Linked DNA regions of Homo sapiens: regions 1, 3 and 4 are each linked to region 2. Evidence: read pairs that join two places in POLR2A ChIA-PET (ENCODE). Cell type or tissue: A673. All regions are shown on one strand.

Region 1 (2,500 bases), 360 kb after region 2:
TATAGGTGCCCACCACCATGCCTGGATAATTTTTGTGTTTTTAGTAGAGACAGGGTTTCACCATGTTGGCCAGGCTGGTCTCAAACTCCTGACCTCAAATGATCCGCCCACCTCTGCCTCCCAAAGTGCTAGGATTACAGGCATAAGCCACCGCACCAGGCCAAGGTCTGACATCTAGAAAATGCTGCGAGAGTCAAAGAATCCGGATCTGGCCCTGTGGTCTCTCCTATCACACCTCCCCCACATCTGGATCTGAGAAGAATCTGCCATTTGTGCTGACCCCGGCTCTGGAGGAACTGGAAGGCTCTGCACTGGGAGGGACGATGGGAGGAAGTACCTGCTCTCACCCTGGCCAGCCCGCTGCCCGTCCTGCTGCATCACGAGCAGCCACATGACCCCAAACCAGAGGGAGACGCCGGGAGGGGCTGAGGCTGAGGCTGTCTCTGCGGGGAAGACAGAGGGGCTGGGAGGAGCTGGGCTGTTCAATGCTGCCCAGAAACAGCAGCCCTGAGCCAGGGCCACGTGGCCGAGCCTGGCCTGCCGGGACAGCTCAGTCCTACTTGGGGGCAGCCAGGAAAAGCACGCAGGGGACTTCAGGGACAGCCCTGGGAGGAGGCTCCCCAGCCCCCAGCTCCAGACAGGCAGCCAGGAAAGGGCTAGACCTGTGATGCCCAGACGGCCTCCTAGCTGCTTCCCTTCCCGGGTCCCACACTCCCCTTTCTGAGGCTTAGGATTCATAAGCCCCGTCCACGTCCCCGTCACTGGGACCCCAAGGCAGAGACCATGGGGGAGGGGGTGGCCAGCCAAGGCGACCCCGTCCCACCCGTGCCCAGCAGCAGCTCTTGTGGGCTTCCTATCCATCCAGTAGCCTCCCACACCCTCCGCATGGTCGAGAACAGCCACACAGATGGCTGTACGTGGCGTTAGGAGAGTGGGGAACAAGCGCTCAGTTCAGACGCCAATTGCTGGCCAATAATCGGCCTTCTGAGACCAGGAACGAGAATCACCAGAAAAAAATCAAGCAAGGGCCACTCACTGTGAGTCTTCCCACGGGCATGCTAAGCTCACCGTGACCTCCAGGGACCCCACCAGCAGGAAGCACCCAGGCACTGGGAGCTGGGGGACTGCCACTGACAGGGGAGCAGGGAGGGAGGGGGGCAGATGCCTGAGTGGGCTCCTGCCTGGCCAAGCGGCCCCCAGGAGAGAGATGTCAGCAAACAACCCAACCCCAGGACCATGATGGCCAGGAGATGCCCAGGAGCCAGCCAGCAGGGGGGACAATGGTGCTGGTGGAGGAAACACCCCAACCCCTAGACCCGAGCAGCCGGCCATGCCCAGGAGGCCCACGCAGGCCGAGGGATAACTGGTGTATGGAACTCGCTGGAGATGGGCCCTGGGCCACCATCGTCCACCCGACCTGCCCACCTCCTCTCCAGTCTTCGAGGTAAGGAGCGTTCTGGGCAAAAGCTCTCTGAGGAGCCCAGAATCAGACCCTGGTTGAGAGCCCAGGCCCTGGGCTGAGCGAAACGGCTGCTGGACCAGCTATGGGCGTGTGGCTGCAGAGGCAAAAAAGAGCCTCCTCCCGCCCTGCTGGGACCCGTTCCCAGCAGGCAAGCTTTTACCTGAGTGGCCACTTTGCCGTAGTCAATCCACCGCAGGGTGGCGAAGTTGGTAGATTCTGCGCAGTTGAACCCGTGATTGAAGCCGGCGTGGTAGCCGTAGGGAAATGTGATCATGAATTCCCCGGCCTCCTGCGTGATCTGCAGAGGGAAAGGAGACAGGTGAGGGCAGGGCCACCAGAGGCGCACCAGGGGATGGGACGTGGGCACTTCCCAGCAAGTGCCAGGGAGCCTGGCTTATGAGCCAAGGGGGTTTCACAAAGTCAAAGGTGATCCAGCGGCTCCAGGGGCTCCAGGGCTCCAGCCCATTTCCCACGCGGCTCATGAAGGACATAGTGAGCAGCCGCAGCCACAGCTCTGCAACCTCCACTCGGCTCAGCCGGGCCCCTCCAGCCCCAGCAGCCCCTGCCCTGCCCCAAGGCGGCCGTCAGCATCACCCCAGTGGGAGAACCGCAGATGGAGCCGTGGCTGGACACAATGCCCGTGGGGGTGTCTCCAGCCGGACCTTCATGGGGAGCGATGGGGGCCTCCTGCTTTGGAGGTGGCTGAGTCACACTCACAGTCACTGTGACATGTCCTGAAGCAGCTGGGGCTGGTTTCGGGGCGGGTGGTGCTGACAGCAGCTTTAGAGTGCTCTGAAGACAAGACACTGCACGCGCTCAGGACACCTTCTGCCCTCGCATGAGAAAGGAACCACCACTGCACGCGCAAAACACGCCAGGAAGGGGCCTGCGACACGCCGCCATCCCAAGCCATCTTTCAATTGTATCTCAACAAGGGGATCTCCATGAAGTCATGGAGATCCAGAAATATCTGCACACCGGGGGCATGACCTGACACCACAGATCAGCACCCTGGAGAGCGGGCCAATGCTTCCAGAC
Region 2 (2,500 bases):
CACCTTTGAATACACATACACAGTTCTCGTAATAACAGAGATCTCTTCAGTAGCCTGAAAATACTTGGGCTTAATTAGTCTAGAAAGATAAATGACAGGCCGGGCATGGTGGCTCACGCCTGTAATCCTAGCACTTTGGGAGGCTGAGATGGGCAGACTGCCTGAGCTCAGGAGTACGAGATCAGCCTGGGCAACATGGTGAAACCCCGTCTCTACTAAAATACAAAAAATCAGCAGGGTGTGGCAGCAGGCGCCTGTAATCCCAGTTACTTAGGAGGCTGAGACATGAGACTTGCATGAACCTGGGAGGCGGAGGTTGCAGTGAGCTGAGATTGTGCCACTGCACTCCAGCCTGGGCAACAAAGTGAAGTTCTGTGTCAAAAAAAAAAAAAAAAAAAAAAAAAAAAGACAGACAAATAGCAATAGGTTCTGTTCTAATCAAACCCATTTTCCAGATGAGGAAACTGAACCCAGAGAGGTTAAGTGACTTGCCCCAGGGCAAACAGCAGGGACAAAGCTAAGATTCAATTTCAAAAGCCCATCTCTGTAAGTCAGGGGGTCGTGCCTGTAATCCCAAACTCGGCTTCGTAATCTTGGTTTTGGGACGCTGAGGTGGGAGAAACACTTGAACCCGGGAGTTTGAGACCAGCCTGGGCAACACAGAGAGACCCTCATCTCTACGAATAATTTAACAATTAGCCGGGTGTGGTGACGTGCACCTGTAGTCCCAGCTACTTGGGAGGCTGAGGCCAGAGGATTGTTGCTTGAGCCCGGGGAGTTGAGGCTGTAGTGAGCTATGATTGCACCATTGCACTCCAGCCTGGGTGACAGAGCGAGACTCTGTCTTTATAAAAGAAAAAAAAAAAGCACCCACCTCCAGAGGCTGTTGCTATTTCTGTACCATCCCCATGAAGAATGGTCAGAATGAAGGAGCTCATTGTGGAACAGGGACAGAGTGATCTGTCCCTCTTAGGCCAAGACTGCTGAGTGTGTCCTTCACCCCTGGCTCTGTCCCAGTTCCTTCTCCCAACCTCCTTTGGTAGGTGCCAACCCTCTCTAATATGGGCTAAGAATAGTGGGCTCTTCACCTCCTCTGTCCCACACCCTCTGCTCCTCGTGATACAACCAATGAGAGACAGATTCCCAGAAACTGTTACTGCCACTCCCAGAGGCCACTGGAGGAGGCTGGCTGCCAAAGATCTCAGCCCTGACAGTGTGAAGAAGGCCGTGATTCATCACCTGGTCCTCCCTCCTCCCTCCTCCTCTGTCCCCGCCTCTTCACCCTGTCTTCTTTCTAGCCCACCCCTCACAGCCTCCCAGCCAGGCCCAGGAGGGGAGGACGTTTTTAGGAACAGATGGCTGCCTTCCTTGCCCAGTACTCTGCCAGTTAATTAACGCTGCCTGTAATTAAACTTCCCACAAATTAGCTGTCAGCTACGCTAAAGGGAACCGTCCCTCTCAAATGCCACCTTGACTTACTGAATTGTGAGCCTTGTCGACAAAATAATTAAAGGCAGGAGGAGGCAACCAAAATTTGGACCCTTTTTTTTTTCTCCCCCTAATATCTCTATTGGCGTCCACAGCCAGATGCTTCCAGGCAGGACTTGGGAACACAAAGCTATTTTTTTTTTTCCTGAGGGTTCATGACTAATCCTTCCATTGTAGAAGGAATCTTTATTGAGCACCTACTATGTGCCAGGCATGGTGCTGGAGTCACTGCCTTCTTGAAACTCACATCCTTGACATAATGTTTTCCTTCCTTCCTTCCTTCCTTCCTTCCTTCCTTCCTTCCTTTCTTTTCTTTTTTTTTTTTTTTTTGATGGAGTCTCGCTCTGTTGCCCAGGCTGGAGCACAGTGGCATAAACTCAGCTCACTGCAACCCCTGCCTCCTGAGTTCAAGCAGTTCTCCTGCCTCAGCCTCCTGACTAGTTGGGATTACAGGCCCATGCCACCACGCCCGTCTAATTTTTTGTGTTTTTAGTAGAGACGGGGGTTTTGCCATGTTGGCCAGGCTGGTCTCAAACTCCTGGTCTCAAGTGATCCACCTGCCTCGGCCTCCCAAAGTGCTGGGATTACAGGCATGAGCCACCATACCTGGCCAACATGTTTTAGAAGAAAAAGAAGTAAACGAAGTTATTGCAGCTGGGGGAAGAGCATTTCAGCCCATGTAAAGGCCCTGAGGTAGGACTGCACTTGGTGTATTGGAGGAACAGCCGGGAGGCCCATGTGGCTGCAGCAGAGGGAGCAAGGGGGAGACAGGGAGGAGGGGGAGGGCAGGGCAGGGACAGGGTAGGTCATGCAGGGCCTTGTGGGCTTCAGTGAGGACTTGGGCTTTGACCCAGAGGAAGATGGGAGCCATGGAGGGCTATAGGCAGAGGAGGGACGGGACCTGATTCAGGTTCTCACCTGCGCCCTCTTGCTGCTTCAGAGAGGACTGTGGGGATGGGGGTGGCAGGGGCCAGGGTGGAGGTGCCTCACCTGCTCCGGGAGGGCAGTGATG
Region 3 (2,500 bases), 140 kb after region 2:
CCTTGTGATCTGCCTGCCTCGGCCTCCCAATGTGTTAGGATTACAAGTGTGAGCTACCACGCCTGGCCAAGACCTGGCCTTTAACTTCCAGGGCCCCCTGTCTGCCTCCCACAGTCATCTTGTGTCCTTAGTGCTCAGCCCAGAGCCTGGTATACAGTAGGTGCCTTATAAATGCTAGAGGGATGCTGAGAGACGAATCATTACTGGGGTGTGACAGTTTTTCATTCCTCAAATGCTGACATGGCATGGAGGGCCATAGCCCTCCGCGCTTCTGTTTATTTTATTGTTATTATTATTTTTTGAGACAGAGTCTCGCTGTGTCACCCAGGCTGGAGTGCAGTGGTGTGATCTTGGCTCACAGTAACCTCCGTATCCCGGGTTCAAGCGATTCTCCTGTCTCAGCCTCCTGAGTAGCTGGGATTACAGGCGCATACCACCACACCCAGCTAATTTTTTGTATTTTTAGTAGAGACAGGGTTTCACCATGTTGGCCAGGCTGGTCTTGAACTACTGACCTCAAGTGATCCACCTGCCTTGGTCTCCCAAAGTGCTGGGATTCCAGGTGTGAGCCACCGTGGTCCTCACTCCTATTACCCCTCAAATCCTGCCCCTGCTCACTCACTCTGCCCGCTCTCTGGACCAGCCCCCCTCTCTGCACCAGTCCCCCTCTCTTTTTCCAGAACTTAGTGTGTTCGTTCCCACCTCGGGGCCTTTACACGTGCTGTGTCCTCTGCCCCTGTCCTCTATCCCCATCTGTCGCTGTCTCCCCAGAACAGAAGCCCTGAGAGGTTATCTGCCTTGATCTGTACTGTGTCCCCAGCACTCAAGACAGCTCTAGCACACAGTAGGTGCTGGAGTTTCAGCTGTGACCAAAACCAGATCCCACCCTTGTGCACGGGGACCAGGAGGAATTAGGAGCTACACCAAGCCCTGCCTTGGAGACCTCCCTGGTTTGTGCCTCGGTTTCCTTGATCTTTACAGACTTCAGACCCACAAAAATCAGCCCCGGGCACCAAGAGCCCATTTTCCCTGGTGCTTAGATGGGGAAACTGAGTCCCAGAGAGTGGTGAGGACTGGTTCAGGCCCACACAGCTCCCTTGGGAAGAGAACTTGGGCTTCCTGCCTCCTGTGAGCCACGGTTTTTTGTTGTTGTTGTCTTTTTTTGTTTTTGTTTTTGTTTTTGAGACGGGGTCTCTCTCTGTCGCCCAGGCTGGAGTGCAGTGGTGCCATCTCGGCTCACTGCAAGCTCTGCCTCCTGGGTTCACACCATTCTCCTGCCTCAGCCTCCCGAGTAGCTGGGACTACAGGCGCCCGCCACCACACCTGGCTAATTTTTTTTTTTTTTTTTTTGTATTTTTAGTAGAGATGGGGTTTCACTGTGTTAGCCAGGATCGTCTCGATCTCCTGACCTCGTGATCCGCCCGCCTCAACCTCCCAAAGTGCTGGGATTACAGGCGTGAGCCACCACGCCTGGCCGAGCCATGGTTTTTGAAGTCAGGAACGTACCCCTAGGCATGGGGCTGTTTGGGGGTGGCCTCTGGAGGAGGCATCCGGCAGCCCAGAGCTGCACACACCAGCAATGACTCCCTTTCAGCTCCTAACACGTCAGGGAAGAAAGCCCAGGGAGATTCAGGGTGATCTCAGACACTAACACCTGCCAATCTCTTTGTAACAAAATCCCATCCGGCTGCTGGTGTTCGCAACAGTATCCAGCGACCATGGGATAACTGGGTACTATTTTCATTGTAACAATGTTTCTGGTGACTTTCAAGGCAGGGCAGAATCTTTTGGGTCTTCCTTAGAGATATGCGATACTGTTGAATTAGTTTCTTAAGTAAATTGGTTTAAGGAAAAGACGGGAGACAGTGGCATGAAAGTTGTTGTTTCTAGACAGGGCCTCCCTCTGTCACCCAAGCTGGTGTTTAGTGGCGGGATCTTAGCTCACCTGCAACCTCAAACTCCTGGTCACAAGCAATCCTCCTGCCTCAGCCTCCCAAGTAGTTGGGAGTACAGACATGTACTGCCATGCCCAGCTAATTTTTAATTTTTTTTAGAGACGGGGGTCTCTCTTTGTTGCCCAGGTTGATCTTAAGTTCTGGCTCAAACGATCCTCCTGCCTTGGCCTCCCAAGGCTGGCCGTGCCCAGCCTACATGAATGATTAAATCGGGGGGCCAAGTGTGGTGGCTCACACCTGTAATCCTAGCACTTCGGAGGGCCAAGGCAAGGCGGATCATTTGAGGTCAGGAGTTCAAGACCAGCCTTGCCAACATGGTGAAACCCCGTCTCTACTAAAAATACAGAAATTAGCTGGGTGTGGTGGCATGTACCTGTAACCCCAGCTACTCAGGAGGCTGAAGTGGGAGAATCACTTGAACCCAGGAAGCGGAGGTTGCAGTGAGCTGAGATTGCCGCGCTACACTCCAGCCTGAGCGACAGAGTGAGACTCCATCCATCATCCAATCAATGGGGGGTATTGGGACATGGCAGAGTCATGAGCAA
Region 4 (2,500 bases), 460 kb after region 2:
ACCGTGGCTCACGCCTATAATCCCAGCACTCGGAGAGGCCGAGGCGAGTGGATCACCTGAAGTCAGGAGTTCAAGACCAGCCTGGTGAACAAGGTGAAACCCTATCTCTACTAAAAATGCAAAAATTAGCCGGGCACAGTGGCGCATGCCTGTAATCACAGCTACTTAGGAGGCTGAGGCAGGAGAATCGCTTGAACCCAGAAGGCAGAGGTTGCAGTGAGCCAAAATCGTGCCCTTGCACTCCAGCCTGGACAACAAAGTGAAACTCCATCTCACAAAAAAAAAAGAAGAAGAAGAAGAAGAAGACTGGGCATGGTGGCTCATGCCTGTAATCCGAGCACTTTGGGAGGCTGAGGCAGGCGGATCACCTGAGGTCAGGAGTTCAAGACTAGCCTGGCCAACATGGTAAAACCCTGTCTCTACTAATAATACAAAAAAATTAGCTGGGCGTGGTGGTGCATGCCTGTAATCCCAGCTACTGGGGGAGGCTGAGGCAGGAGAATCGCTTGAACCTGGGAGACGGAGGTTACAGTGAGCCAAGATCGTGCCACTGCACTCCAGCCTGGGCGACAGAGCAAGACTCTGTCTCAAAACAAACAAACAAACAAAAAAAAACAAAGAAAAAGAAACAGAAACAGAAAAAAGAAAGGAAGACTGGCAGACACAGCCAACAGCACGTGTGAACACGGCCCCCCTGCCCCACCATCCTTAGGCAAAGAACCAGCACTCTGCAAGCGGCTTCCACCCCAGGCCACAGGGCCCTTCACAGAGCACCCTGCCAAGCCCTCCACGGCAGCGACTCACCTCTACCACTTCAGCACTGTCCAGACAGCCACCCTCCCGTCCTCTCATCACAGACAAGGAAGCGGAGGCAAGGGACCGGCCCAGTGAGACTGTGAAATACATTTTGTCCTGTTTCCTGGCCTACGACTCCCCCAGATCCTCGGAATTCTCCAGTGTGCTAATGAGGTGACTAAGGGCTTGGCAGCCCCTCGGGAGCTGAGGGAATAGGGCTGCTCACTGAAAAGACCCAGGCTGGACGGGAGGGGAGGGGCATGTGGCTGAAGGCTGACTTGATCACCCAGGCCAATGCAGTGAGGTCACCCAAGCCTCTGCGAGGAAGCTGAGGTAAAACCCGGAGGACTGGGATGGAAGCTTCCCCACAGATGAATGCGTGGAGGTTCCTGGAGACGTCACAGCCCGGGGAGAGCACGGAACCCTCTGTGCCCCTTCCCACATCCCTCACCCTACACATGTCTTCATCTGCCTCCTTTGTAAAATCCTTTCTAATAAGCTGGTAAACGTAAGTAACAGCTCCCCTGAGTTTTGAGAGGTGCATTAGCAAATTAAGCTCAAAGAAGGGTTCATGAGGCCGGGCACGGTGGCTCATGCCTGTAATCCCAGCACTTTGGGAAGCCGAGGCGGGTGGATCACGAGGTCAGGAGATTGAGACCATCCTGGCTAACATGGTGAAACCCCGTCTCTACTAAAAATACAAAAAATTAGCCGGGCGTGGTGGCGGGCACCTGTAGTCCCAGCTACTCCGGAGGCTGAGGCAGGAGAATGGCGTGAACCCAGGAGGCGGAGCTTGCAGTGAGCCTAGATCGCACCACTGCACTCCAGCCTGGGAAACACAACAAGACTCCGTCTCAAAAAAGAAAAAAAAAGAAGGGTTCATGAGAAGGCTGGTTTCCAGCGCGTCCAGCAGAAGCTCAGGACACAGCCTGGGGCTTGTGACTGGCATGGGCCGTGGGGTTAGGTACGTGGGGAGGAGCCCGCAGCCTGTCCTGCCCGATGCAGCCCCCAGGTAGGAGTGAACTGAACGGAGGGCCCCAGCTCCTGCCCCTGCACCGCTTTGCTCGCGTGTGCTGGAAGGGATCTGTGACTGCTCTGACAGCCTGGGAGAAACTGAGTTTGTTATTCCCACGTTCTCAGGCCCAAGACCACATCGCTGTGCAGGAAGTGGCCGAGCTGGGGGCGTGAAACCAGCTGCTGCACCCTGGGAGTAGCAGTGATCTCCCCACTCCACATTCAACCCACCAGCCAGGCCTATCCTGTCTACCTCCAAAAGCCACCCCCAGTCCAGGCCGCAGCCCCAGCCCAGACCCCCTTCTCCTGAGCCATTGCCATGAATCACCTGGGCGACGCCTGGAGTTTCCCGACAGGTCCCCTGCTTTCACTCCTGACAGCCACCAGAGAGGTCTTTAAAACACATATACTGGCCGGGCGCAGTGGCTCACGCCCATCATCCCAGCACTTTGGGAGGCCTGACAGCAGAAGCATTGCCATCCCGGACAAGCCCCTCATTCTAAAAGTTCACCTTAATAAAAGACCGCTAAATCCAAAGGGTATCAGCCTAACAGCTAAGATCAGCATGACCATAAACCACAAATAGCATCTCCAGCCAGAAACATCGCAAACTCCTCCCCAACCAGAGACATGCCAGCCCCGAGATAACCCCCCTCCGGCCGGGAAGATGTCTGCCCCAAGATAACCTCCC

Evidence for each region. Peaks named below come from ENCODE experiments on the same cell type or tissue, not always from the same donor. Only the 100,000 strongest peaks of a DNase experiment are listed, where the experiment ranks them.
Region 1: POLR2A ChIA-PET joins it to region 2 with 5 read pairs; 2 of 35 experiments call an interaction of 5 or more read pairs at or near these places.
Region 3: POLR2A ChIA-PET joins it to region 2 with 8 read pairs; 4 of 35 experiments call an interaction of 5 or more read pairs at or near these places.
Region 4: POLR2A ChIA-PET joins it to region 2 with 5 read pairs; 3 of 35 experiments call an interaction of 5 or more read pairs at or near these places.

What each region holds. Positions count from the first base shown.
Region 1 is chr19:5,081,627-5,084,126 of GRCh38, reverse strand. KDM4B (lysine demethylase 4B) reads right to left here. Exons shown (of 23, transcript NM_015015.3): 9 at 1,623-1,760. Among named protein-coding and RNA genes, the nearest start is that of PTPRS-AS1, 95 kb to the left of the region's middle. RefSeq lists an enhancer at 27-709. In A673, no CTCF peak of the experiment used is centred here; no DNase peak of the experiment used is centred here; H3K27ac peaks cover 1,732 bases.
Region 2 is chr19:5,444,493-5,446,992 of GRCh38, reverse strand. No RefSeq gene overlaps it. Among named protein-coding and RNA genes, the nearest start is that of ZNRF4, 9.7 kb to the left of the region's middle. In A673, no CTCF peak of the experiment used is centred here; DNase peaks (open chromatin) are centred at 1,262 and 1,572.
Region 3 is chr19:5,301,752-5,304,251 of GRCh38, reverse strand. The region is part of intron 1 of PTPRS (protein tyrosine phosphatase receptor type S); the gene reads left to right. Among named protein-coding and RNA genes, the nearest start is that of PTPRS, 38 kb to the left of the region's middle. In A673, no CTCF peak of the experiment used is centred here; no DNase peak of the experiment used is centred here.
Region 4 is chr19:4,987,445-4,989,944 of GRCh38, reverse strand. The region is part of intron 1 of KDM4B (lysine demethylase 4B); the gene reads right to left. Among named protein-coding and RNA genes, the nearest start is that of KDM4B, 20 kb to the right of the region's middle. RefSeq lists enhancers at 1-177, 394-898, 899-1,404. In A673, no CTCF peak of the experiment used is centred here; no DNase peak of the experiment used is centred here.